Regions from separate parts of the Homo sapiens genome. Here region 1 is linked to region 2. A link is a loop called in an ENCODE intact Hi-C map of the cell type or tissue named here. Cell type or tissue: endothelial cell of umbilical vein. All regions are shown on one strand. Each heading gives the region's core, and the rest is flanking DNA. Links, peaks and the distances in the headings are about the cores only. Region 1 holds the start of LOC124901577 (a long non-coding RNA gene). Region 2 overlaps SDK1 (sidekick cell adhesion molecule 1).

The links. A loop is a pair of places that touch in the nucleus more often than their neighbours do. Peaks named below come from ENCODE experiments on the same cell type or tissue, not always from the same donor. Only the 100,000 strongest peaks of a DNase experiment are listed, where the experiment ranks them.
Region 1: a loop joins it to region 2, with 2.7 times the contacts of the local background. A loop is called at or near these places in 3 of 110 quality-filtered maps.

The regions. Positions count from the first base shown.
Region 1 is chr7:3,394,229-3,406,058 of GRCh38, reverse strand. All of the region lies in intron 1 of SDK1 (sidekick cell adhesion molecule 1), which reads right to left. It overlaps LOC124901577 (a long non-coding RNA gene), which reads right to left and starts at 7,272. Exons shown (of 2, transcript XR_007060196.1): 1 at 1-7,272. RefSeq lists an enhancer at 5,754-6,503. In endothelial cell of umbilical vein, for the core only: a CTCF peak has its summit at 5,967 (motif pointing right); no DNase peak of the experiment used is centred there.
Region 2 is chr7:3,667,764-3,679,593 of GRCh38, reverse strand. The region is part of intron 4 of SDK1 (sidekick cell adhesion molecule 1); the gene reads right to left. Among named protein-coding and RNA genes, the nearest start is that of SDK1-AS1, 320 kb to the right of the region's middle. In endothelial cell of umbilical vein, for the core only: a CTCF peak has its summit at 5,861 (motif pointing right); no DNase peak of the experiment used is centred there.

The DNA.
Region 1 (11,830 bases), core at 2,252-10,251, 270 kb after region 2:
GGTGGATCACTTGAGGTCAGGAGTTTGAGACCAGCCTGAGCAATATGGCGAAACCCTGTCTCCACTAAAAATACAAAAATTAGCTGGGCATAGTGAGGTATGCCTGTAATCCCACCTACTCAGGAGGCTGATGCAGAAGAATCACTTGAACCTGGGAGGCAGAGGTTGCAGTGAGCTGAGAACATGCCACTGCACTATAGCCTGGGCGACAAAGCAAGACTCTCTCAAAAAAAAAAAAAAAAAAGAAAGAAAGAAAAGAAAAGAAAATTAAGCACAACAGAACTACACTGAAGCAGTAAATAACTAAGTACAATCAAGATGACTAGTGTCCATTAATTCTCTTGCAGAATTCACTACCTGCTACTACTGTGTCAGCTCTATTGCTAAAGTGAGCTTTCCTTATAACCATATCTGATAACACTACCTCCTGCTCAAAATCCTTCTAGATCTACATGTTACTCCAGCATGGGGTAAACCCAAAAGCTTTCAAAGGCAACAAACAGATAAAACAGTCTAGCATGAAACTAAAGACAGGCAGAGATTTTGGGGGAGCTAGAGAGAGCACAGAGATCTGTAAAAGCATATACATTCAAATTTTGTGGCATACTATATTCAGAATAAATACAAAAACCGGTGGTCAGCCCACAGCCTGTTTGCATGCAACTTGGGCACTTCAGTGTTTAAAATCTGTGCTCCTTTGTGCAGTGATAAGGCTCTGAATCTTCTGGACACATTGGGTCTAAGTTTTACCCCCAGTTACTCTTACTCTCCACCTCACACTTCAACTCCTATAATACCAGAGTACTCATACAGCCACCAATATGCCACACTTAGTTCTTGTGAAAAGCATTCCAAGATTAAGGAAAGTGTTTTTTGTTTTTGTTTTTGTTTTTTTTTTTGGTTTTTTTTTACAAATGAGGAAGTCTGAGTAGACCAGTGTTGGACTAGATCCTCTTTAAAAATAAGAAAACCAAGGCTTTCCAAAGTCACAAAGCCTGCCTCAGGTAGGACATCGTCAGAACCCACACCCTCTGGCAACTGTTAGTTCAGTTCTGAAAATTCACTTGTTTTTGTTCAGAATCTTTCTGAACACAGGCAGTTCCTTTTCTACACAAGTTTCATTTGAATATTTTCACTTACTTAATACAAACATTAAGACCTCAATCTTACGATATACATTACAGAGCACAAAATTAACATTACATTATTTTAAACTTCATGCCTTTGAAAATGCTCCAAAATAGCTTTTACATTCTTGTCCAACCAAAACACATCTGTTAAACTACCAATTACAGTAGCATTTAAAAGCCTCCCATATTGTACTACTGGACAGTACTGGACCATTTACCAAGGCTGCAGTTGTTCAAGCTCTGAAGTAATTGACTTCAGTCATGCAAAAAGACTGATAAGAATCAACTGGCTTTCAGCCCAGAGAAGCTTTCCAAACCAGTTTGGAAGTATTTAATGATTTTAAACATGTCAAAACTTTTTACTGAATATTCTTTCACAACAAAAATAATGTCAAGCCTAAGGGCAGACTAACAAGTTGTTTAGATGACAAAAGAAGTCAACAGTCACTATTAATAATAATACTGCAGATTCTCTGTTCTGAGAGTAAATTAACTTGTTTATCAACCATGGCAGAAAATAATAAAACATACAAAAAAGAGGTAAATTATTACAAATCAGTGATAACAATGACAAAGCCATACACCGGAAGAAATCTACTGTTTGCAGCTATTAATATAAGTTATTTAAATATACACAGAAACATATATAGGCACACCTTGTCTTACTGCACTTAGCTTTCTTGTGCTTCACAGATATTATGTTTTTCAAATTGAGGGCTTTAATTTGTAAAATTACAAATTTTGGAGGTTTGTGGCAGCCCATGTCCAGCAAGTCTATTGATGCCATTTTTCCAATAGCATCAGCTCACTTCACGTCTCTGTGCAGGCATTTTTTAGAAAATGTTTAATTAAGGTATGTACTCTTGTTAGCCATAATGCTATTGCTCACTTAACAGACTACAAAATAGCATAAACACAACTTTTATATGCACTGGGAAACCACAAAATTTGTGTGATTCACTTTATTGCAATGGTCTGGACCCTAACCTGCAATATCTCCAAGGTATGCCTGTATATGGAATAAATAAATATATATATAATATAAATAAATATATATATTATATATATATATATATATATATATATATATATATATATATATATGTAAGATATTTCAAATCCCTGTAATGCAGCTTGGAAACAGAGTACCCCAGTATCCAGTCAGACGCACAGTGCCCTCACTCTTTCAGAAGAGCACACAAGTGAGCAACCAGCATGGAAATAGACTATTCTCTTAGGTAGTAACTACTGTACCATTTTACATCAAAAAGCTGATAGGATACTGAGTCTCCATATCTTATTGTATTTGTGCTCTCTTTACTCTTTACTCAGATATCTAGATATTACCTGTCATCTTTCTCATAGGTGCAAATAAACTTTTATTTACCAAAGTCATTAAGCTGCTAAATAATCCCTCTTTCGGTTAGAACAAAAAGACCTGTTTTTCATGGTATTTATGAGTCAGCATCACAAATCAAACAAAAAACACCATCAAATAGTCAAAACGTTCAAATAACCTTAAATGAGCAATAATAACTAACAATTCTCCAAAATTCATTTCCCACCATTTGAAAGAAGCAACCATTCATCACTTTAATGATGTAAATGGGTAAAATGAAATGAAATTACAAAATTTTAAATTACAGGAATCTTAGAGATCTTCTAATAAGTAAGCTCATAAGAAACAGAAGTATAGGTCAGGCATGGTGACTCACACCTGTAATCCCAACACTTTGGGAGGCTAAGGCGGGCAGATCACCTGAGGTCAGGAGTTCAAGACCAGCCTGATCAACACGGAGAAACCCTGTTTCTACTAAAAATACAAAATTAGCTGGGTGTGGTGGCATGCAGCTGTAATCCCAGCTACTGGGAAGGCTGAGGCAGGAGAATCACTTGAACCCGGGAGGCAGAGGTTGCAGTGAGCCGAGATAGCACCACTGCACTCCAGAGTGAAACTCTGTCTCAAAAAAAGAAAGAAAGAAAGAAACAGAGGAATAGAAATGTTTCATCTAATTCATAATAAGCCAAAGTTTGCATAATTAAATCTGTATCAATCAGAAGCTATCACATTTATATAAGTGCAAAATAATCTTTACATTCCACATAGCTATAATGCAATCTACTGTTGAGTGTAGAATAAAGTTTATATTAACTAATAGACTCAAAAATATTGCAACTTAAACACATTGGTTTCCATTTTTAAGCTACACAAATAACTAAGGGAAAACTGCAATCAAGAAGAAAAACAACTTTTTGATTTAAACACCTCAAAAATGGCCCAGATGAAAAAAAGCAACAACAAAACTGAACTACTTGAAATTCTCTGCCTTTCACAATGCACATTCTTATTTCACTTGGGAAATTTAATTGTGCTTTGTGTATGACCTTTAAAGCATTGTTGTCACAGCTTGATAACATTCAAATAATTTCAATAAAACACCTACCACAGATGGGAAGTCATAAAATCATAATAGAAATACTCAAACTTTATAATAGTATTTAGGAGAACTTTATTTTCTAAAACTTGGTCTTTGCCTCTTCAGAAATAAACATTGTGCTTCCGAGTGAATTTCTTGGGCAGACACAATAAAAACTACTGAAGTACCTCCTCCATTACTCTCTGAATAGCCAAGCTTCACCATCCTTTATAACAGATATCATTCATTCTCCAGTCTTCATTAAAGCCTTTCCTAAGAATCTCAATTAGATTTTATATATATCCTCCACATATCCTACTGAGTGCAGGATACTGAGCCACATGAAGCTTTCTCAAGTTCTTTTTGCATTTATTTTCCGCATATTATTTTCTGTGACATTGCTCTATCTGTGAGTCACATAAAAGCTAAACCTCAGAAACCAGATTGAGTTCCATGAGGACAGGATCCAGTTTTGTGCTTCTTTTATATCTCCCACAATAGCTAGCTCAAGGTACATATTCAGCAGGTGTTCTTACCTCCTAATCGACAGATGCAGTAAAGACAGCTACACACATACGTAAGAACATGATATAAACTCCTAGCAAACGCCATGCACTGGTCTTCAAATCCAGATAGTTAAATAGTGATAACATTTAATAACTAGGCATTTATACAAATGCCATTTGTGCTCATTTTGGCCAAGATTCAGATGTTAACAGTTTAAGTATTTGAAAAATTAAGGGGTAATTCATACATTCTAATACTAGTAGATACAAAATTATTACACATCAGTAGCATTATCTCCATAATAAAAAAAAAAAATAAGGCTCAGAGAAGTAATGTAACTGCCCAAAGTGCAAGTAAGAAGTAAATCTGGAAGTCAAACTTGGGTCTTCCCATCCAGTGAACTACGGCTGGCTCAGTATATTGTGGCCACAGCCTCTTCAAGACTCACCTGGGCCATGAGTGGTCTTGTTATTTTCCCCCAGCAAACCATAAAATTATGAAGTCCTATGGGTTCCATACATGGAATAGTTTGGCAAGTACCATTTGACTCTACAGATGCTCTCTCTCAAAAAGTCTTTGAATAAAATATATTACCCAGTGGTGACACTGCCATTTTCAAGGCCCCATAATGCTCTTGTCACACAGTAAACAGGAAAATTGTAATTGTTTAAACTTCCAAGTTATCAGTTACCTTTCCATTCTGATCCTGCCTCCATGATATTATGCTCAACTCATCTTGATTGGAATTCTGTGTATTCCCCCAAATCTTGTCATGTGATTATTCTAGAAGACCTCTTGAATGCTCGTGTAAGTGGCTGACATCATCAAGTATGGATTTTAGTAAGTGAAGCGTGATCTGTATATTTTTCAGACTCACAATGACAGCTCCCTATGTATCTTCTAAATCCATCAGGACACATTACGGAGCTGAGGGCTATGAGGCTGCGGATGGCAGCAGGGACCCACGCAGAGGCAGTATTAGATGACTACTCATCTCGAACTGGCACTGGCTGCTGTCCCTTCCCTTCTCATCATCACTGTCCTGTCCTGACACTGGAGTTCGGCCAGCTGAGGCAGACCTACACGAGACTGGGTAGAGATAAGCTCCATAAGCAATTCCTCTGGCCGTAAGAATGGCTTTGAAAACTGAGGTTGAAGCTCCTTTATAAAGCTCTGTTGCATAATAGATTCCTCATCTCATGTGTTAACATGAAGGCAAACACAACCATAAAATGTTTTTGCCTGTGTATATATTTTTAATTACGCCATAAGAATCCATGAACCCACCAACTACAAAATAAAACTGGACCTTAATTATGACACATATATTTCTAGGTAACCCCCACTCCCATCCTTTGGTCTGCCACCATCTGAGGTAACCACTATCCAGAATCCTGTACTTTACTTTTTATAGTTTTATGTTTATCTATTTTTGTGTAATACAAATACTGTGTATATTTTTATGTATTTATAAGTACATACGTTCTTTTCATTGTTTCTAAGTTGATAAAATGGGTAAAGGCTGTATGTAACCTTCAGGGACTTACTTTTTCACTTGTTATAAAAATTCATCCATTCGAAGTTGGGGGCACTCTCAGAATGGTGGAGTGAAGATCTGTGGAAACGCTCCCATGCATAAAAACAATGAAAATGCTGCCACAATTTTCAAAATCAACTTTTTTGAAAATTCTGAAAATTAACCAAAGCTGTACAACAATCTAAAGCATTATCTTAGGAAAGCTGCTGAATCTTGGCTAGAAAGGCTTGGTTCATGGCATTTTAACTTGGTCTACTCCATCCCTCTCTCCTAAGCTCCATTCACAGTAGGCTAAGAACCAGCAGCCTCCCTAACAATGTGAAAATGTGTAGTCCTGTAGCCACCAGAGGGAGCAGACCCAGTTCAGACTTCCCCAAAAGCGCCCTCTCTGGAGCACTGTCACTGTCTGACCTGCTTCACAGCTCTCAGGGAAGCCCCATTCACAAGGCATTATCATTACTTGATGTCATGCAGAGCTCACCAAGCAGGAGAAGCCCTCTACCCTAGGGCATTTGTCAAAAACAATCAGCTGCAATTGATTAACACCACAGCTATTAAGTCGGCCATACCAGTTGGGCAGCCAAGAGTCCAGCCAAAAATTTAAATGGGAGACCTGTGAAATGAGATGTCCACAGTGGGTATCTGGAACTCCACACACATGTACCGGGCCATATACAAGCCGAGGAAAGAGCCATACACAACACATATACAGAGCCCCTCACAGAAGGATGGGAGACTTAGTAAAAGGGATTTGTGTCCAATCATCAACTGACCACTAATCAAACCCAACAGAGATTTCAGTGTCCCCACACAATGAAGAAAATAAACTTTATGAGATTAGTCCAGAGAAGTCACTATACGAAGTAACAGCAGCCTTATCAACAGGATGATACTCTGGGGGGATAACAAATTTGAACTTCCAAAGTTTACACATTAAATAATTTAAAATTTATAGTGTTTAACCAAAATATGAAGCATGCAAAGATATAGGAATGTACAGACCATACACAGGAAAAGGAGTCAATAGAAGCTGTCCCTGATGAAGCCTAGATGTTGAACTTAAGACGTAAACTTTAAAGGAAACCATCATGCTCATACTTTCCTTTAATTCTTTAACTCTCACAAAATAAAAAATGTCAAGAAAGAGACAGACATCACAAAAAGGAACAAAATTAAAACTCTGGAATTGAAAGGTATGATAACTGAAAGGAAATATTCATGTAAGGAGTCCACAGCTGACAAAAATGAGCAGAAAAAAGACCCAGCAAATTCAAAGATACATTGAGATTATGTGGTCTGAGGAAAAGAATAAATTATGAAAAAAAAATGAAAAGAATCTCTGGCACCTCTGGGACATCCCCAAGTGCATGAAGTTACACATAACTGGGGTCCTAAAAGAAGAGAGAAAGAATAACTGAAGAGATAATACTGCTGGTTTCTGTTGCAACATGTAAAGAGCTCGGAAGTCCCACTCTCCCAACATGAAAAATAGTGGAAAACTTGAACATGGACAATTCTTAGATACACCAGAGAACTGAGGTCTCAGGGCAAATAGTTGCACTGAAAACTGGAGACACAAAATCACAGCTTACTAGGAGGAGCGCTACTAGAGGAAATAACTGTAGGAACACTTAAGTGGTAACTCACTATTTGCTGGAGGCTGAGTATAAACTAGCTTGAGGAAAAAAAAAAAAAAAAACTACTGGGGGCTCAGTCTTAGGGGACCCATACACTTTCATAAGTTTTACCCCCAGAAGTCCCACTATGTTCTCCTGGTGAAGACTGGAGGTTAAAAAAATAAATAAATAAAAATAAAAATAAAATAATAAATAAATCATGTGCTCAGCAAGGGCAAGGGGAAAAGTAAGCATGCCAAAATGCATCTGGGGAAAAGTATTTTGAAATATGCCCGGAGCCTTCTGTTCTATATAATAAAGGCCTTCTCCCAAGGGAAACTACTTTGTCAGAACTTTATGTGACCTAGGGGAAGGTGATTATACAACTCAGTCCCCTCTAGCATCCCTGTCTCACAGAAGAGGAGAAAAAAAAATGCTAAGAAACTCTTCTGAAGGTCACAGCCCAGGGACTCAGGCCTACTAAACAAATCTGAGGTTTATCACAAGATTATAGAATGTTTCCTCTCCGCAACACCTTATCACTACATCAACAGGGCTCTAATAGAACAACAGTGGATTACAACTAAAATAGCTGCAAGGTACAGACTCTACTTAAGGCGGTATTTCTAGGGAAGCCCAAAGAAAATAAAGGAGAAAAAAGCAAGGATACTACGGGAAACTAAAGCCTGTGAAACCTACAGTTACAGAAAAACCTACAGCTACAGAAAACCTACAGTTACAGAAAACGTTAAACCTACAGTTATAGAAAACGTTAAACCTACAAGCCAGATAAACAAAACCTCACACTGAAGACCTATTTACTACTTCAGTTCCTGCTACTCAGTACATCATGCCTGGCTTTCCACAAAAAATTACAAGGCATGCTGAAAGGCAAGAAAACACACAATCTGAAGGGGCAAAGCAAGCATCAGAATCAGACTCATATATGGCAGAGATTATGTAATTATCAAACCAGAAATTCATAACTATGATTAATATGCCAAAAGCTCTAATGGAAAAAAGTGTAAAACATGCAAGAAGAGGTGGGTAATGTAAGCAGAGATAAAAACCCTAAGAACAAATTTTTAAAAACCGCAAAAACACTACAACAGAAATGATAGCCAAAAATGTCTAGTTTGATGAGAAACATTAAATTACATATCCAAGAAGTTCAATGAACTCCAAATAGGGTAACTCAAAGAGTCAAACACACATTAAGACAAAATGTTCAAAGACAGAATCTGTAAAACAACAGAAAAAATGACTTGCATATTACAGGGAATCCTCTATAAGATTAACAGCTGACTTCTTGTTAGAAACCATAAAGACCAGAAGGCACTGATGTGACATATTCAAAGCGCTGGGGGGGGGAAAGAAAAGACTACGAACCAAAAATTATATATCCAGCAAAACTATCCTTCAAAAACGAAAATTAAAATATTCCCATATAAAGAAAAAATGAGAGAATTTGTCACCAGCAGAATTGCTCTACAAGAAACACTAAAGGATTACTTCCAGCTGAAGTAATTCAAATCCATATGAAAAAAATTTGAAAGTACCAATAAAGGCAATTAAATAGGTAAATATAAAATACAATATAATTGTTTTTGAGAACGCTTTTCTCCTATTTGTTTTAAAAGGCAACTGTATAAAGCAATAATTATAAAACTTTGTTGATAGGCTTATAACATATAAATACATAATTTATAAGGCAAAAAAAGCATGCAAGTGAGAAAAAATTCTGTGTATGTTTGAAATTATGCCAGGATTAACCTGAACTGAATTTTAAGTTATTTGTTATGATCCCCAGGATAACCACTAAGAAAGTAACTCAAAATATATACTAAAAGAAACAACAAGAATGATGCATTTAAGAAAAGAATCCATTTAACACAAAAGAAAGCAGTCATGGAGGAATGAAGGAACAAAAAATATATAACATTTATAGAAAACATATAATGAAAAGGTATACTTAAATCTTAATAATTACATTAAATATAAATAAATATAAATGAATTAGACCATCTAATCAAAAGGTGCAGATTAACAGTATAGACTGAGAAAAATAAACTTGACAACCATATGCTGTCTGGAAGAGATTCACATTAGATACAAAGATACAGATCAGTTGAAAACAAAAGGATGGGAAAAGATATATCATGAAAACAGTAATCAGAGGACAGCTATATTAATATCAGACAAAATGAATTTAAAGACAAAAATTGTTACTAGAAAGAAAAGGAAATTTTATAATAAGAGGGTAATTCAGCAGGTAAAGATAACAATTTATAAATATGTATGCAGTAACAGGGGTCCAAAATACATAAAACTAAAACTGACAAAATTAAAGAGAAACAATAGTTGAACATTTCAATTTTCAATAATGAATAGAACAAGTAGACAGAAGATCAACAAAAATACAGAAGACTTATAACACTGCCAATCAACTTACCTTAACACACATCTAAAGCACACTCCACACAACAGCAGCAAAATAATCATTCTTTTCAAGCTGCCATAGAACCCAAGATAAGTCATATGCTGGACCACAAAGAAAGCATTAGCAGATTTAAAAGGATTAAAATCGTATAAAGTATATTTACCAACAATAATGCAGTTATTTCTAAATACGGGTCAAAGAAAAATTTTTTTAAAATTACAAGGGGGAATGAGCAAGTATTTTAATCTGAATAATAGAAATACAACTCATGTCCAAGTGTATGAGATGCAGCTAACACAAGACTTAGAAAAAAACGTATAGTGTTAACATTCCTATATTAAAGAAAAAAATCTCAAATCAATAATCTAAGAATTCACCTTTAAAATGTAGAAAACAGAAGACTAAACCATATCAAGGGAAAACAGAATGAAGAAAATAAAGATGACAGGAGAAATTAAAGAAATGTAAAACAGAAAAACAACAGAGGAAAAATTAAAAGGTGGTTCTTTAAAAACAAAATTGGCAAACCCTTGGCAAAGAGAGAGAGAAAGAAAACCACAAAAATCAGGAATGAAAGAGAGATGATTACCACTGACCCCTCACAGATTAGAAAGACAAAGAAATATTAACAACTTTACGCCAACAAATTCAACAACTTAAATAGACAAATTCCTAAAAAGTCACGAATGACCAAAACTGACTAAAGAAGGAATAGAAAATCTCAATACATCTACAGCAAGTACAAAAATTAAATGAGCTTTTAAAATATGTTCCCACAAAGAAAAGTCCAGGCTCAGATTCCTTCACTGGGGAATTTCATCAAACACTGAAGGAGGAAATAATATTAATACTCCACAAATTCTTCCGAGAAGTATAAGAAGTAGATTTAAGAATATTACTCACATCTCATTCTAGAATATTCCCACTCATTATGGGATGCAATAACACCCTGATAGCAAAGCGAGACAAATTATTACCAGAAAGGAAAACTACAAACCAGTATCTCTCACAAACACAGATGCAAAAATCCTCAATAAAATATTAGTGAACCAAATTCAACAACATATAAAAAAAGATGATAAGCCATCTTTTTTAATTACCCCAGAAATGTGAGGTTTTAACAGCTAAAAATCAATTAAAGTAATGCATCATATTAATACAGAATAAAAACCAAATGAACATCTCAACAGGTACAGAGAAAACATTTGACAAAATCCAATGTGCATTCAAGATAAAAAGTCTCAGCAACCTTAGAATAGAACCTGGTAACATGTGCAAAAAACCTACAGTGAATATAATACATATTGGTGAAAGACCAAATTCTTTTCCTCTAAGACAGGGTAAAAGGCACAGATGTCCACTCTCATCTCCTCTATTCAGCACAGCACTGGAAGCTCTAACCACCCAAGAAAAACAAATAAAAGACATTCGGTTTGTAAAGAAAGTGGTAAAACTGTCTTTGTTTGAAGATGACATGATCCTGTATATAGAAAACCCCAAAGAGTCCACAAAAAAACTATTAGAACTAATTTTTAAAAAGCACATCTAGTTCACAGGATATAATACAAGATCAATATATAAAAATCAATTATATTTCTATAAGCAATAAACAATCTGGAAGTAAAATTAAGAGACACATTCACAATAGCATTAAAAAAGTACATACAAATAAAGGTAACATAAGAACAAGACTTGTACTGTAAAAATTATAAAGCTTTGAAGAAAATTCAAGTTTTTTTAAATGATGAGACATTCAATATTTATGGATCGAAAGACTCAATATTGTTAAAATGGCAATTCTCCCCAAATTGATCTATACATTCAAAATAATCCCTATCAAATTCCAGGAGGCTTATTCCCACAGAAATTGATAAGCAGGTCCTAAAATGCAAATGAAAATGCAAAACATTTAGAATAATCAAAACAATTTTGAAAAAAAACTGGAGGTCTTTTCTAAATTTCAAATCTTATATAAAGGTACAGTGATCAAAGCATTATAGTACTAATAAAAATCATTGATCAATGGCACATAATTACGAATCCAGCAATAAATTCTTATATTTATTATCCACTGATTTTTAACAAACATGCCAAGGCAATACACTAGGGAATAGATAATACGTTCACCAAATAAAACCAGAACAATTGGATATCCACATGCAAAAAGATGATCTTAGACCCTA
Region 2 (11,830 bases), core at 2,658-10,657:
TCCTTTGCCCATTTTCTTTTCTTTTTTGAGATGGAGTCTCGCTCTGTCGCCCAGGCTGGAGTGCAGTGGCACGATCTCGGCTCACTGCAAGCTCCACCTCCCGGGTTCACGCCATTCTCCTGCCTCAGCCTCCCGAGTACCTGGGACTACAGGCGCCCGCCACCGCGCCCGGCTAATTTTTTTGTATTTTTAGTAGAGACGGGGTTTCACCATGTTAGCCAGGATGGTCTCGATCTCCCGACCTCGTGATCCACCCGCCTCGGCCTCCCAAAGTGCTGGGATTACAGGCATGAGCCACCGCACCTGGCCTCCTTTGCCCATTTTCTAATAGGAATTTTTACTATTGAATTTTAGGAGTTCTTCACAGATTTCAGATAAAAGTCCTTTGAAAGACATGTGGCTGGCAAATATTTTCCCCTAGTTTGCAGCCTGTTTTTTCATTCCTCTTTGCAGCATCTGTCCCAGAGCAAGTTTTCACTTTTGATCAAATTCAATTTATTTTGTTTTCATGTATTGATCATGTTTTTGGTGCCATAGCTAAAAATTGTTCACTAATCCGTAGGCTCTGAAGATTTCCTCCTGTGTTTTCCAAAAAGTTTTATAACCTTACATTTTACATTTAAATCTCTCGTATGTTTTGTCATTTTGTTGTTGTTGTTCATTTAAGTTTTTTTAAAGATATAAAATGTGAGGTTTAGGTCAGGTTCATTATTTTGCCTGTTGATACCCAATTGCTCCAGCACCATTTGTTGAAAAGATCACCTTTCCTCCCCTGAATTGCTTTTTAAAAAACTGTGGTAAAATATGCCTGAAATCTATCATTTTAATGATTTTAAAGTCTACAATTTCATAGTGTTAAGTACATTCACAGTGTTGTGCATATCACCACTATTTCTATCCAGAACTTTTTCTTCATCCCAAACAGAAACTCTGTACCTGTGACACAGTAACTCCCATCTCTCCCTCCCCCCAGGGCCATGATGACTTCTATTCTACTTTCCGACTTTATGAATTTGCGTATTCTAGAGACCTCATGTAAGTGAAACCACACAATGGGTGTTCTTTTATGTCTGGCTTGTTTCACTTAGCATAGTGAATGATTAGTTTTCAAAGTTCGTCCACGTGATGCAGCATTTTTCAAAGCTCCTGCCTTTTATGGGCACATAATAGTCCATGGTACCTACAGACCATATTTTGTTAATCCATTCATCTGCTGATGGACACTTAGATTATTTCTACATTTTTGCTGTTGTGAATAATGCTGCTATAAACATTGGTGTACAAGGTCTGTTTAGGTCTCTGCTTTCAATTATTTGGGGTATATACCTAGATGTGAAATTGCTGTTAATTGTATTTTTAACTTTCTGAGCAACCAACGGTCTTCCACGGTGGCTAAACCATTTTACATTTCCACCAGCAATGCACAAGGACCCCACTGTTTCCACATCCTCACCAACACTTGTTAATTTTCTACTTTTTATATTAGCTGTTACAAGGGGTGTGAAGTTGTGTCTAATTGTGGTTTTGACCTGTTAATGTCATGACCTGCTGTGGTTTGACCACTAATGACTAATGACACTGAACATCTCTTCATGAGCCTACTGACCTTTTGTATATCTTCTCTGGGGAAATACTTTGTTTGTTCTGTTGTTGTTGAGTTGTAGGGGTTCTTTACACATTCTGGACATCAGCCTCTGATCAGATTCTATGGAGTTTTGTACCCTTGTCAAAAAATCAGCTGGTTATCCATGTGTGAATATATTTCTGGGTTCTCTACTCCATCCACTGAACTATGTGTCTATCCCTCCACTAATACCACACTGTCTTGTTTACCACAGCAACATAGTAAGTCTTAAGATCACATTAAGATATAAAATATATATTCACATATTGAATCTTTCAATTCATAAACACTGTCTTTACATTTAACAATTGATATGGTTTGGCTGTGTCCCTACCCAAATCTCACCTTGAATTTTAATAATCCCCATGTGTCAAGGGCAGGGCCAGGTGGAGATAATTGAATCACGGGGGTGGTTTCCCCCATACCATTCTTGTGGTAGTGAATAAGTCTCACGAGATCTGATGCTTTTATAAATGGGAATTCCCTTGCACAAGCTCTCTTGTCTGCCAGCATGTAAGACCTGACTTTGCTCCTCATTCACCTTCAGCCATGATTGTGAGGCCTCCCCAGCCATGTGGAACTGTGAGTCCATTAAAACTCTTTCCTTTATAAATTACCCAGTCTTGGGTATGTCTTTACTAGCAGTGTTAGAACAGACTAATACAACAATATTAACATCTAAAAAAGAAGAATCCAGGGCCAAAGATGCTTATCGTATGTTAAATAAAAATAGTGTACACACCTACATGCACACACACACACATACACACATACCCCTTCGCACACAGAGCAGAATCCCTGTGGGAGAGTTGGAAATTCCAAGGGTTTAAGTAGGGTGGCCAGAAAAGTCTTCACTAAGAAAAGGATATTTGAAAAAAGTACAAAATTAGCCACCCAGATTTCTTGAAGAAGTCATAAGAAACAAACATCCCAGAGGCCAAGAGGTGCAGGAATCCTTGGTATGTCCAGGGAACAGAAGTAGGTAAAAGATGAGGTTAGAGAAGCAAAAAGAACAAAGTTGAAGCATCACATTACCCAACTTCAAACTATACTACAAGGCCTAAGAAACTAAAATAGCATGGTATGAATACAAAAGTAGACACACAGACCAATGGAGCAGAACCCAGAAATAAAGCCACACACCTACAACCATCTGATCAACAAAGTCAACAAAAATAAGCAATGGAGTAAAGATTCCCTATTCAATAAATGTTGCTAGGATAATGGGATATCCATATGCAGAAGAATAAAATTGAACTCCTTTCTATCATCATATACAAAAATTTACTCAAGATGGTTTAAAGACTTAAATATAAGACCTCAAGCTTAAAAAATATTAGAAGAGGGCAAGGCGTGGTGGCTCACGCCTGTAATCCCAGCACTTTGGGAGGCCAAGGTGGGCAGATCACAAGGTCAGGAGATTGAGACCATCCCGGCTAACAGGGTGAAACCCCGTCTCTACTAACAATATAAAAAATTAGCTGGGCGTGGTGGCAGGCGCCTGTAGTCCCAGCTACTTGGGAAGCTGAGGCAGGAGAATGGTGTGAACCTGGGAGGTGGAGCTTGCACTGAGCTGAGACTGCGCCACTGCACTCCAGCCTGGGCGACAGAGCAAGACTCCGTCTCAAAAAAAAAAAAAAAAAAAAAGTACTAGAAGAGGCCAGGTGTGGTACGTGTAATTCCAGCACTTTCGGAGGACAAGGCAGGAGTATAACTTGAGCCCAGGAGTTTGAGACCAGTCTGGGCAACATAGTGAGACCCCGTCTCCACAAAAAAATACAAAATTTAGCCAGGTGGCAACATAGTGAGACCCCGTCTCCACAAAAAAATACAAAATTTAGCCAGGTGTGATGGCATGCACCTGTAGTCCCAGCTACTTGGGAGGCTGAGGTGGAAGAATCGCTTGAGCCTGGGAGTTTGTGGCTGCAGTCAGCCGTGATAGTGCCACAAAAAAAGAAACTCAATAGAGCAAACAGACAACCTACAGAATGGGAGAAAATATTCAGGAACTATGCATTCAACAAATGTCTAATATTCAGAACATATAAGGAACGTATAAAAGGAAGTTAGATAAATCAGCAAGCAAAAAACAACCCAATTAAAAAGTAGGCAAAGGGCATGAACAGATACTTCTCAAAAGAAGACATACGGGGCATGGCATACCTGTAATTCCAGAACTTTGGGAGGCCAAGGTGGGAGGATCACTTGAGGCCAGGAATTCATAACCAGCCTGGGCAATACAGTGAGACTCAGTTTCTACAAAAATGCCTGTAGTGGCTGAGGTAAGTGGATGGCTTGAGACCGGGAGTTCCAGGCCGCAGTGAGCTATGACCATGCTACTATACTCCAGCCTGGGTGACAGAACAAGACCTCATCTCTTTACAAACAAACAAACAAACAAACAAACAAAAAGGAGTAGGGGGAGGAAGAAAGGTAATGGGGAGCATATTATGTAGACTTTTGTAGGCCACTTTAAGTACTCCAGCATTTAATGTGAATGAAACAGGAAACTGGAAATTTCTGATTTTGAAGACTGACATGATCTAACTTACATTCTAAAAAAAGATTAGCTAAGTGTTGAATACAAGCAAGCAAGAAGACTAGACCACAGACCAGAAGCTGTTATAATAATTCCAGCTGTAGACGACCATCACTTGGTCCAAAGTGGTAGCAGTGAAAACAGCTAAATGTTGGATTTTGAATAGCTTTTGAAAGGAAAGCTAACAGGTTTTTCTGTGGCTATGGGTGAAAGATCAAGGTTTTGGCCTGAACCATTTGAAAGATAAAGCTGCCATGAAATGATATGATATAGACTATGGGTGGAGCAGGTTTGGGGCATGGAGGGAGATCAACATTGGAGATATCTGTTAGATTCACACGTGGAGATGGCTCACGGGCATGAGAAGGTTTACAGCCGTGGCTAGCAAACTCTAACCCATGTACAGAATTTGATGCAGGCTTGTTTTTATATGGCCCACACACCAAGAAGACTATTGTTCCTCAGGTCACTATGCTTCTATCCACAGGGGTCAGGAAGGATACCAAATGCCCTCTACTCCCTACCACTCACAGCCTTGCCTAATGATTGGCTTGAGTCTACCAGCATTAATCCAGCCATGCCCTTTACCCAATGCGTGCTGAACACAGAGCCAATCTTGTGGATCTCTGTCCAACTCCTTATAGAAAGACGTCATGTTGGTCACCTGGAATACACTGTGGTGGGAGTATTCACACCATGAAAATTGGAAAAAGCTACACATCAGGGCTCTTCCCTGCCAAGAGCCAGTTATAGTTATCAAACACTGAACAACACATCACTGCCCTTTGTCCGTATTTATGGAATAAAGTCTTAGAATCTCAATTCATCCCTCATCTCCTGTATATGAATCCCCAAACAGCCATGAACAGCTCTTACTCCACACTACATCCCTCACCAAACCAAAACTCCTTAACCACTTCCATTGTGCTTTCTGTGACTCAAAGACCAGCCTCAGCAAAGGCCCCTGTATTGTCACCCTCTCCTCTAAATGTTTCTTCTTCTTGCTCAACAGGAAGGCTGGTCCTCCCCTGCTGACACTCATGCCCTAGCAGCCCTCTCTAGGTCTCTCCCACCCTGCTTTGGACTTGGACGTGGGGTAGATGCCCTCCTTCCTTCTCATTACCATGCTCACTACACTCCACCCGCCTCTTCTCAAATTGCCTCCATCTGTAACACTGAATCTCATGTCGTCTAACTTTATCTCCCACTACACCTTCGTTGTTGTAGTCAATTTCTGATGCTGTCTTTCCCTTATCTTTTAGTGATATAGCTCTTGACTCACAATTTCAGTATACACATTGACTGTGCTTCAATCAACATGTGATCGGTCTGTGCCATTCAGAGATGTTTTTTTCTCCTATTCTCTCTTCTATGCCTTAATGGACTTCAAGACTTAAAAGCATTTAAAAACTCCATGATCAAACAAATCTCCCTGCTGTCACCTACCAAAAAGTTATTAGAAATTATCTCTTATTCTTAATCAAATTTCTATTTATTTTTAATAAAATTTGCTTTGGGTTTATATTTAAGAATACTTTATAATCAGTTCATCAATAATAATCTCAATGTTCAAGAAGTACTTAGAACTCAGTTTTATGATATAATTCTCAAACAAAACCAATGTGTATGTCTTCCGCCCTTGGAATGCAAACTTTTGCCTGCCACATAATGAACTGACTATGCCAGCCACCAAATACACAAGGCAGCAGGGGGCGCAGTTTTGGGCCCTCCAGGTCAATGACTGAGCTTTTGTCTTTGCAGAGCAAGACGAAACTACCTAATGCATTAGCAAAGCAGAATATCCAAAACAACATGAGACAGAAATAAAAAGGGGTAAGTCTATACCAAGGCATCTCACAGTGAATGTTAATAAACTCATGTAATAACAGGCCGGCGGGGCCTATGGTATGTACTTTTATTTTTCCATGTTTAAACATTGATTATAAATGATTATGAGTTTTAAGGTTCTCACATAAGCTGATAAACAACTAGGAATAGAGAGTATACTAAAAGGAAGAGCCAGTCAACAAAAACCTTCCAGGAAAAGACTCTTTCAGGAAATGAATGCTTTTATTTCCCCTTTTGTCTCTATTGACACTGTCTAGCTCTCCGATCTTTCCGTCCAATGAATGATTCTGTTGATCATGAACCGCCCCCATGGGATTTGTTCCTGCAATGCTTCATTCTGGATTTACACTTCCATTCTATCAAGTGTAGTCAATATCCTGTCTGTAGGATGAGAGTATTGCAGATAAAAATCAATTCCCTTTGGAACTCATTTTCGGAAAAGCTTGGTGCATCACTGAAATTGAGGAACCGCTGCCTTACAAATTGGTCAAATGCTACAAGGAAGTATCTTCATACTTTAAGTATTTATTTACTATCAGCAAGAGCTGCTTCATAGCTAAAAGAAGTAAAGCAAAGATGCTTATTTAAAAAAAATAGAAAAAAGGAATAAAAGAGGAAGTAATATTAAAAGATGCATCTAGAAAAAGTTTAACCATTTCAAGAGTTAGAATAGAGCTTTTACCCAAAGATCACTCCAAACCCTCAAGGGTGGGGATGGGGCCCTCATTGTAGGTGCCTATTTTGGCAAAAGTGTGATCTGTGCATACTTAGAGCTTTCTGTATTTTTTATATATATATATATATATATATATATATATATATAAAATTATATATTATAAAAATATATATTACATTTTTATTTAATATAAATTTAATTTTTATTTAATATAAATTTTATTTAATAACAAATTTATATATAAATTTAATATTTATTTAATATATATTTAATATATATTATTATATATTATATTATATAAATATATATATTATATATATATATTTCTCCACATCATCTCCTTTATCGATCTCACTCTGGGATCTATAAATAGATTGCTTTTGGACTTATTTAGGTACTGGTTTCCAGCTCATCTTTCTTCTTTGCCTGTATGTCCTATCTCTTTTGGCTAATGCCTCTGTTTTTTTCCTCAAGAGTTTGCAGTAGAAGTATAAACACAGCTTTCATCTTTCATGTTGGCTTACCTCCAGTAACGGCAAGAAACAGAGAGACACTTCAAGAACTTGGGGGTGCAGTAGGGTAGATGAGCTGCTTGCTGTGATAGAATAACGTGTGATGGGTATTCACAATAACTGGGCACTACAGAAACAGGATGGGTATGGAAGCCACTCTGAGGATGTTTTCATTCTCACCAGCAGCATCGGCTGCCTCCCTACAATTCTCCCTGCCCTCATTCCTATAGTCCTTCAGGTTAGACCAATGGTCACCACACCATGACCCGCCACTCCTCAGAGTTACCAGGAAAACTCCTCCAAGACCTCAGGAGACCCTGTGTCCCATATCATGGATAAGCCCTCCCAGAGGCCGCCAGGACTTCAGAGCAGCTATGCCTCAGGGTCCATGTGTTCCTGCTTTTAGCTCCAAGCAACTACTGTGTAGGCATGGATCAGTTGTAAAGGGATAAGTCAAGTTCAGCTGATTCCTCCACATTATAAACACAAACAATAAGCAAGCAAGCAAACAAAAACCTGCCCAATCTCACAGACATATTACATAAGAAGGAAAAAACTATAAAATGGTTTCAAAGATTTCCCACTGGCGTTATAATTTCACTTCCTGCTCTTAATTTCTTTTTAATCTCATTATAAAACTCACCAAAAAATGCATTAGGTTTTTCATGAGACTGTCTCAGGGATTATTTTGTACTGAATGACAACATCTACAATGAAAAGTGTTTGATTAGTTAACTTCCTGGAGAAACACAAGTTTATTTTAAACACTCTTCACTTGGATTTTTTTCTATTGACTCAGTCTTAAACTTGTAAATAGGTATAACAGCAATGATATGATCATACAGACTACACATTTGTCTCAGCTATATTGAGAAAGAAGGGATAACATCAGAGCTTACAAATTAGGAATCATAATAACAAAAAGGGTAATGACCAGAGCTTCATTCAATGAGCAACAAAGTATTTTACTCTGTCTTTGGGGAGATGTACATTGATTCCATTTCCTTCTTAAATTTGTGACTATAAATATTTAAAAATTGGTTTAAAAAATGTCCCTGATGGGCTAGACTCACACAATGTAGAGGCCGATGGAATTCTAGAGAACATTAAGCTTAATTTTCTGAATTTACAAGATGAAGAAATGAAGAGACAGTGAGAGGAAGTGACTTGACATTTAAAGTCAGAAACAGACACGAAGTCCAAACCAGATCCTGTTCAGTGTTTCTTGTCTCCTCTAAATATACTGAGTAATGACTTGGATAAGACCAATGCTGAAAACTCAGGGGTAAGGCAAGACACCCCCCGCCTTGAGGTCCCAGTCCTCCAAGGGCCTAGAGCCCAATAGGAGAAACAAACCTCAAGGAACTAGTTATGCAATGAACTGTTTTAACTGTAATCGTGGTAACTATGGCAAAAAAAAGTTACAGGATGTGCTGTAAGAACAAATAATAGACGACCTGTCCTTGTAGGAATCAAAGAAGGTTTCCTAAAAAAGGTTACTCTTGAACTGAGCACAAAAGGGTGATCATCTAATTTATTTCACAAACCAGTAGTAAAAGGGGATACCTAAAAACAGTAAATGTTAACTGATCTACAACAGACATAAACTGGGTCTGTCCTGAGCCAGCTGGGATGTAAGGTCCTTTGCTGCAGAAGGATAAGTCAGTACTAAGCAAGGGAAGCAAGCGGGTGGGTATCCTGTATAAGTGGGGAGAGCAACGAGAATTCCCAGAGACAAGAAGGGAGGTGGTTCGTTAAGCAAATAATCTAACATTTACTGGGGGCTTATTAACTGTCAGTCACTGTGCTACCACCGCACACGTTTCATCTCATTTAATTCACACAAATCCCCTAAGAAGCTGAGACTAATAACTGCATTTCAGAGATGAGAACACTGATGCATAGGTTCAAGAACTTGTCCATTAATAAAAGTTTTGTTTTGTTTAAGAACTTGTCTAAGATCATACCTAGTAAGTGAAAAGTTAAGATTCAAACTCAGGTATCTGATCCGGGAAACTAAGAACGTAACCAATATACCAAAGTGGCTGTGGCTGGACGTCAGAGGGAAAGAGATGGAAGAAAAAATTTAGGTAGATAAGGGAAGGAACTGAATTACACAAACCCTGCTGTTTATATTAAGGATTTGGTTACTCAGACTAATATACTAATGGATTTGAAGGAACAGAGTAACAAGATCAGGTTCATATTAATATATCATTCTGACCACAGCATGGGGAATGGAGAGAGAAGACAAAATAAACATAGGGAAACAAGGTAGAGACCAATGAAAGAGGCAAGAGTTTGGTCAGGAATGGTGGCAGAGGTGGACACACAATGATGTGAGTAGATTTGTGGGATAACATGTGGTACAATAAGAGAAACTGGTGATTGACTGGATGTGGTGGAAGAGAAAAAGAAGTATCAAGGATAATTCCTTGGTTCTTGCTTGGGCAACTGTTGGATGGCAGTGTCATTTATGTTAAGAAAGGAGAGCCAGGAGTAAGGCAGGGAAAATAGGGTCAATGAAGAAAAAAGAGTTCTGTTTTCAACCTACTGAGTATGAAGCACCTTTGAAAAAACTCCAGGAAAATACAATGAATAGGCTGTTGAATACATAGGTTTGAAACTCAAAGGAGTGATGTGGGCTGGAGATGTAAAATTGTGAGTCATCTGCAAGTGCTATAGTTGGTATGTGAGCTGATGAGCTTGGATGAACTTACCTAAGGAGGGAGAATAAGGTGGGAGGTAGTGAAGTGCTAGGACCAAGGATTGAGGAAATCCAAGGTTTAAAGACAGGTGGAGGAAGGCAAGTTGGCAAAGAGGTCTAAGAAGAAGAGAGCCAGAAAAAATGAGCAGGAGTGTGTTGTGTTATTGAATTCAAAAGAAGAGAGTGGTTAAAGAAGGTGGAAGTAAACCGAACAGTCAATACCAGCGAAGTTCAAGGAGAGTAAGAACTCAAAGATGATTCTGTTTTGGTGGGAGCAGAAGTAGATCTTCAAGAGTTCAATGAAAAGGGGGTAAGAAGGTGCTGTAAAACCTGAACATGTTCCAAATATAAAAATTCTGCAACAAGGTCTGTAGTTAATCTGTTTCTGTATCTGTTTATGAGACAAAGCAGTAACTTTAACAGGTTTTTAATCCCCTCTGCTCCTACACTGCTTTCCATGCTCTTATAATTTGGGATTTCAATTCCACATTTCTTTGCTTTTCAAAATATTCAACATTCATTTACACTAACCAATATGTTTTACCACCTTATTTGTTCATTATCACTCCTAATATTCTACTTCTTCTCAGATTTACTTTTCTCCCTGGAATGTGTCCTTTTTAGATTCTCTCAAAGAGCTTTGGTAAGTGGTAAACTTCTTGAGCCCTTATGTGGCCAATTGTCCTTTTCAAATGGGGCACAGCAACATTCCTTACCAGACATGCTCTGCCAGAGCCTCCCATGACGTCACACAGGGACAGGTCTATGGCTCCTTCTCCTGAACCTGGGCAGGCCTTTGTGACTCTTTCAGCTAGTGACACAATGGTGAAAATGGACACTTTGTGACTCCCAAGGCTCATCATAAAAGGCAATATAGTATTTTGTTTTGTTTTGTTTGAGTAGGAATTTCACTCTATCACTCAGGCTGGAGTGCAATGGCGCCATCTTGGCTCACTGCAAACTCCGCCTCCCAGGTTCAAGTGATTCTCCTGCCTCAGCCTCCCGAGTAGGTGGGATTACAGGTGCACACCACCACACTCGGCTAATTTTTGTATTTTTAGTAGAGATGGGGTTTCACCATATTGGCCAGGCTGGTCTCTTGCCCAGGCTGGTCTCGAACTCTTGACCATGTGATCTGCCTGCCTCGGCCTCCCAAAGTGCTGAGATCACAAGCGTGAGCCACTGCACCAGGCCCAAGGCAATATAGTTTTTATGTGACAGCTTCTCTCTGTATGTTTGTCCTTGGAACCCAGCATATAATCTTTGAAGGAAGTCCATGCCCATGGAGAGGTCCATGTAGAAAGGAACTGGGGTCTCTGGTCATTAACTCTGATGAACTCTCAGTTAACAGTCAATACCAACTTTTGCCATGAAAGTGAGTCGTGTTGGAAGAGGAATCTACTGCCATCAGTGGAACCACCCTAGCTGACACCAGGTGGAGCAAAGATAAGCCTTCCCACTCCTGCTCAAATTGCAGATTTGTGTACAAAACACCTGATTATTTTGTTCTAAGATGGGTTTCAGGGCAGCTTATTAAGCAGTAAAACATAATGAGAATGGCTTGCATGTCTAAAACTGCCATTATCCCTCTGTCCCCTACCTCAAATGATAGTTTTGTTAGGTATAGCAAGCTAAGTTTCTGATTATTTCCCTGAGGACTTTGAGGTTTCTTATAAGTTTCTTATAAAGTTAAATAAACATACACTTACCAGAAAGTCTACTCCAAGCATGTAACTGGGCAAAATAAAGGCTTATGTTCATGTGCAAACATATTTGTGAATGTTTCTAGCATCTTTATTTGCAAATGGCCAAAACTGGAACAATCCCAAATGCCCTTCAACTGGGGAATAGAATAACAAGCTGTGGTACATGCACACAATAAAATACTACTTATGAATAAAGAAGAACAAAGTACTGATATGTG